Linked DNA regions of Homo sapiens: region 1 is linked to region 2. A link is a contact called in ENCODE Hi-C or POLR2A ChIA-PET data. All regions are on one chromosome and are shown on one strand. Each heading gives the region's core, a stretch centred on a gene start or an enhancer-like site at or near the end of the contact. The rest is flanking DNA. Distances are from core to core; before and after follow the strand shown. Region 1 holds the start of NOL11 (nucleolar protein 11). Region 2 holds the start of GNA13 (G protein subunit alpha 13).

Region 1 (2,829 bases), core at 1-2,500, 2.7 Mb before region 2:
CTCAAGTGATCCACCCACCTGGGCCTCCCGAAGTTCTGGGATTACAGGCGTGAACCACCGCGTCCGGCCAAACCTCTAAAAGGGTAGTTAAAATGAAAATATAACTAAGTTCCTAAATAAGTAAATAAGCAACCCTTTGTTAAAAAAACAATAGTACATTTAAAAATTGATTATATTATGCCTCTGCATGGGAAGTTATGCCTCTGAACAGCGGCATGGGAAATTAAGTAGGGACATCTGGGATCATGTCTATCCAATTCCAATCTGCCATTGTATTCCTATGCAGGAGCTGCAAAACTGCAAATCTACTTGACATCCCAAGTGAAACCCAATAGAGTTAGCAGAGTCAAAACGGCACAGGGAGCTGTTAGCAACCTGTTCTCAAAACGTCAAAGCAGATACCTAACTTCTTTAAAACATGGAAAACTATGTTCAGCAGCCCAGAGAAAAGTAACTGCTTTCTATGCGACCACCAAAAGCAAGGTTAGAAAGTGTTCTCTATCAGGCTTTAGGCTGAAATGGGGGCAGGGCTTGCAGATTTTCCCAGGACTCAACTCCAGGATTCCCAGCGTGAATCAGAGATGCCAACAGACAACTCACTTGGAGGCAAGATTCTTAGCGAGCTATCAAGAAAGTCCCTCACTCTCTAAAATTGTCCCCGCCCCTACAAAGAGAGGGGTGTGAAGTGTAGACACGGCTAAACCACTATTCCCACTCTGTCAGTGTCATCCTCTCCCGCCCAACCAATCTCCGTTCCATCCTCCCGCGGGCGGCTAAGATAATAAAGACCCTAGGAGGGAATCTTAGCAAGGCCAATTCCGCGAGTTCCGAAGCAAAAGCACAGGTTTTCTTTCTTTTCCGAGTCTAACCCACGTGCACTCAGACGCTCTGCCCCTGCAAGTCGGAAATATGCCTTTACAGGAAGGCAAGCAAGCCAGATTCCAGACCTCACTCAGCGTCCCCAACAGGCCCAGCCGGCTCTCTGCTAAGCCTTCTCCACGATCTCTTTCTGAAGCTGTGAGAAACTTGAGCTCGAGCTCCGCGCTCAGAAAGGGGCGAGAAGGCAGTCGGGGCGCTCCCAAACCTATTGCCTTCACCTTATAGAGGATGACTGTCCTGCCGCTGTCTGTCACTAGAAACTGGTCTGTTTTGTCGCTCTGCTCCACGCCTAGGAGTCCTTCAGGCCCGGCGCTCAGGACTACCGAAGACAACGTGAATTCTTCCTCCAGCGCTGCCATTTTGAGCAAACCTAAGTACGGCCGCGCTCACTCCCGGCAGGCCTCGCGCTTTCTCTCGCGAGAATGAACGGGCCTGAGGGGGCGAGTGCTTGCCAAACCAGGAACCTGCTCTCGCAGCCTGCGACCTCTGGCGGGCGGAAGGAGCGAGCGCGACTGTGAATTTAGCCAGGTGGGCTGGGCCGGCTTGCGTCAGACTCCGCCTCCCGAGACCACGCCTCGCCGAGTCCCGGATGTGCTCCAGGAAGGGATAGGGTAGGCGCGGAAGTGCTGCTTACTGGGTCCTGAATCGGCTGCGTGCTGTTCTAGGTGGGGACTTGAGAGACTGTAGATGGGTCTAGGGAGTGGTCGAATATAAATAAGCTAGATTTTTTTTTTTTTAATTGCAAGGGAACTCCCTAGGAATTCCATCCATGGCCTTGTGGAACGATCTGCCAAAGAAAAAATATTTATCTCTGTAGGTAAACTCCCAATAACGTGCTGTTCCTACGTGAAATGCTTAATTCCCCCCAAGTTTCTTGGAACCCTCTAGAGATCTCCAGTCTTTTCAGTCTTTCAGGCCTTCTGAGTTCTCTGACTCCCCTTCTCTGAGCCCCAGTGGGGAAAATCTCTCCTCAGCTTACAGGAAATTCAGACTAGTTTGATGAAGGTGAAGTTGAAGGTCCCCTGTGTGATTTTTGGCAAGGTTTTTATTTCCGGGAGAAATGTATGTTTCTCAGATAAGCATGGCAGATTCAATCAATAATGTTAAATAAATAAGTAAAGATAAATTGTGATGTTCTTAGGGAGAAACCATTTAATAGGCAATTACTAAACAAATGTACCCAGTGTGACAAAGTGCCTCAGTTTAGATTTAAGCATCCACCAGATCGCCATGTGTGTTGTTTCTCATTGCCCCAACATGACGACATGGGCAAAAGGAGAATATCCAGCTACTGTGAAGGAATCAAATGCAGTCTATTTTTATAATGCTAATAGGTCTTTTGTTGTTCAAAAGTAGTGGCATTATCATGGCTCACTGCAGCCTCTAACTCTTGGGCTAAATAAAGCAATCCTCCTGCTTCAGCCTCCCGAATAACTGGGACTACAGGCATCCATCACCACGCCCGGCTAATTTTTGTATTTTTTGCAGACATGGAGTCTTGCTTTGTTGCCCAAGGTGATCTTGAACTCTGATAATCTTTTAATTTTTAGGCTGGGTTGTGAGATCAAGAGGATATAGTTTATTATTATGCTTCATAACTTACTTTGTGATAGGTGGTAAGAAGAAAAACATTAAACTCAGAAGGGAGAGATAAAGCGTGGGTGTGTGGGGGAGGAAGGAGTGGTCTGTGTATGTGAAATTTTCACTAGGATGACCACAGGCCTCCTTGAGAGGATGTCTTTTTTTTTTTTTTTTTTTTTTTGAGACAGGGTCTTGCTCTGTCGCCCAGGCTGGAGTGACGCAGTCTCAACTCACTGCAATCTCTGCTTCCCGGATTTAAGCTATCCTCCCACCTCAGCCTCCCGAGTACCTGGGACTACAGACATGCACCACCATGCCCGGCTAATTTTTGTATTTTTTGTAAAGATGGGGTTTCACCGTATTGCCCAA
Region 2 (3,068 bases), core at 495-2,994:
GACTCTTATCAATCCACAGATATTGGAGGTGAGCCTACTCTACTTGTATATTGTAGGTTGTCCACCCTCTGGGCTTGCCAGAGCCACAGGAGATAATCCTACTACAGGCATTGTTTACTGCAGCCAATCTACTGAGTCGAGGCTTCTCGGTCATTAACCCAACCCCAGGGAGTAACTGATTAGTACCGATTTTAAAATTTAAACCTGTTCGGGAGTTTCTTGGAATGCTGACCTCTTACCTCCGCTCCCTTATACATACGAAGTTTCTGAGCCACAGGAGCCCAAAGCTACGTTGCATTGCCCAAAACAGGGACAGACCAAAGTGGCTTTTTCCACTTGAAACTAAATACTAAGAATGAAGAGGTCGGCTCTCGGGGGTCCCGGTTAAGCAGTTTCTCTGCCAACCCACAGCTGTCACTTGTGGCTTGTCTCCTGGCCTCCTTTCAGGTGTCCTGGCCTGAATCTGCTGTTAGGACAGAAAAAAAGTCCCTGGACGGGTCATATCCTCTGTAATCTGGCAGGAAAGCTAAAATTTGCGTGCTCCCATTCCTCGTTGTGTTTGTGTATCTGCTTCCTTGTTGGGAAGAGCCTACATCACAGTGTCCGGTGTAGGGGATTTTCACCATGACCTCACCCTCCTGCTGCCACTCGCTAATTCCGGCGCGGCCAAGCGTCCCTGAAGTCACATCACAGCCCAGGTGGAATGCACGAGTGAGCCATTAAATGCCCCTGGTAGCACGTCTCAAGTGAACATCAACTCCAGTTCTTTCCCCTCACAGAGAGCCCTGGTAGGGGTCTGAAAATGCCAGAAAGAGCTGGAAGTGGGGGTGGACGACGTCTGGTTACCGTTCTGGGATTCGGAGACTAGAAGGTCAAGGGAGTCACTTTAAGAAAACACACCAGGCCTGGGCCTGGTGGCTCTGTCTGGAATCCCCGCACTGTGGGAGGCCGAGGCTAGAGGATCGCTTGAGCTCAGGAGTTCGAGACCAGCCTGGGCAACATAGGGGGGAGCCCCTGTATCTAAAAATAAATACAAAAAATTTAGCCGGGTATGATGGCACACGCCTGTACTCCCAGCTACTCGGGAGGCTGAGGCGGAAGGATGGCTTGAACCTGGGAGGCGGAGGTTGCAGTGAGTCGAGATCGAGCCAATGCACTCCAGCCTGGGCGACAGGGTGAGACTCCGTCTCAAAAGAGAAAAAATAAAATGAAATAAAGAAAATGCACCAAAGGCCTGCCAGGCTCACGCCGGCTGTTCTGTTCGAATAACTTTCGAGTCCGTGGCCTCGAAATGGGTCGGGTGGGCGGTGACAGCGGGCAGCGGGCGCGCAACGCGGGAGAAAGGGAGGCTAAGTGGGAGCCCAAAGAACCGCGTCCGGGACCTGGTCTCCGGCCTCCCGGCCTTGGGGAAGGAGCCCTTCTGCCCACAAGTGGGCTCAGGCCATGAAAGGGAAACAGAAAGTCGGGCTCCCCAGCCTGGCCCACGTGACCGCGGTTCCTCAGCCCTCCCCGCGCGCCCGGCCGCGGCTGCGGGCGCGGGCACCCGAGCGACACATCGAGCTCGTGACTCGCCGCCCAGGGCGGGAGGCGGAGAAGCGGCCGCGGCGTGCGAGCGCGCCTCCGGGAGGCAGCGGGAGCGCGCACGCTCCGGGGCCACCGCCCCTCCGGGGCCGGGCCCGCCCTCCTTCCCTCCCTCCCTCCCCCGCTGTCCTGGCCCGCCCTGCCCGGCCCGCCCTGCGAGTCAGTTCGCTGGTTCCCTCCCTCCCTGGGCGCGCTCGGGCCGCCGCCGCGCTCCCCGCCCTCGAGCCTCGGTGCCGGAGCCGCCCGCCGCCGGAGGAGGAGGTGGAGGGAGCCGGAGGGGCCCGCCGAGGCGGCGGCGGCGGCGGCAAGATGGCGGACTTCCTGCCGTCGCGGTCCGTGCTGTCCGTGTGCTTCCCCGGCTGCCTGCTGACGAGTGGCGAGGCCGAGCAGCAACGCAAGTCCAAGGAGATCGACAAATGCCTGTCTCGGGAAAAGACCTATGTGAAGCGGCTGGTGAAGATCCTGCTGCTGGGCGCGGGCGAGAGCGGCAAGTCCACCTTCCTGAAGCAGATGCGGATCATCCACGGGCAGGACTTCGACCAGCGCGCGCGCGAGGAGTTCCGCCCCACCATCTACAGCAACGTGATCAAAGGTGCCGGGCCGGGAATGGGGGCCGGGGGTTAAGGGCAGGGGGGCTGGGGCGGCGGCGGGTGCGGGGCGGGGCACCGCCCTGGTCCGCTGTGTCGCTGGCGAAGGAACGGGCCCGGCGGGCGGGCTGGCGGGAAGGGGGCGCGCCCCGGCAACTGGCCCTGCCCGCCCGGGGTGCCCTCGCGCCCCAGGGCGAGAGGATGCTCGGGGTCGCCCTGCTCTCCCGCTTGTCTCCCCGGTGGGCGTCACGGCCATTCCCCCACCCCCCACCGCGTCCTGGTCTCTCCCCCTGCGAGAGGGAAGTGGGGCGAGCTGGGTGCTGCCTCGGGGTGTGGGCAGACCTCTCCTGTCCTCCCCGCTGCGGATGAGGCAGGAACACCAATAGCAGCCCTAGCCGCTTCACCCCCATCCCCTGCTCGGGCGATGTGGGCCGAACCTCGCTACCCTGGCTGGGTGACCCGAGTCACATGGGGTCGCATGCGCTCCCAACTCCCTGCTTCCTTGGCCGTCTCCTAAGCAAGCGAGTTCTGGAACCGTCGCAATAAGGGAACTTTTTGCCCGAGACTTCTTGTCAAGGGCGTAGGGTGACAGCCTCCTTTTGGGCGAGAATATGAAACTTGAGGAGTGTCAGGTTGACTGTACTGGAATCAGGAGAGAGTGGACCCATACAGTTAGCATGAAAATGTAGCATCTGTGCTTTTTCGCCCCAGTGTCACGGTCAGGTAGGATGTTTGCGTGTGATTTCTGTGCAACACGTTCCACTCTCCTTTTCGCTAAGTAACTGGGGGCTGGCAGGAAGGGAGTACCACTGCTTCTATTTAGATGAAATGTAGTAGTAAGAAGACTGGCCTAAAAGTCATGTGGATCCTGTACAGATGGAGACAATGAATGAGTGTTGA

What was found. Hi-C counts contacts between places; a loop is a spot of excess contacts on that map. ChIA-PET counts read pairs that join two places held with the same protein, here RNA polymerase II (POLR2A). Pooled maps may share reads with other maps.
Region 1: a map of ascending aorta shows a loop between it and region 2 (8-fold over the local background). The contact joins the promoter of NOL11 here to the promoter of GNA13 in region 2. A Hi-C loop is called at or near these places in 1 of 168 maps with a recorded cell type or tissue (ascending aorta) and 9 of 50 pooled maps. POLR2A ChIA-PET finds 5 or more read pairs at or near these places in 1 of 52 experiments (GM12878).

What each region holds. Positions count from the first base shown.
Region 1 is chr17:67,716,357-67,719,185 of GRCh38, reverse strand. It overlaps NOL11 (nucleolar protein 11), which reads right to left and starts at 1,250. Exons shown (of 18, transcript NM_015462.5): 1 at 1,098-1,250. The coding sequence starts at 1,238. It overlaps LOC101928045 (a long non-coding RNA gene), which reads left to right and starts at 1,508. Exons shown (of 4, transcript NR_188294.1): 1 at 1,508-1,544. RefSeq lists enhancers at 1-77, 1,000-1,189, 1,260-1,339 and a silencer at 640-729.
Region 2 is chr17:65,055,416-65,058,483 of GRCh38, reverse strand. GNA13 (G protein subunit alpha 13) reads left to right here and starts at 1,744. Exons shown (of 4, transcript NM_006572.6): 1 at 1,744-2,173. The coding sequence starts at 1,891. RefSeq lists silencers at 1,457-1,966, 2,247-2,506.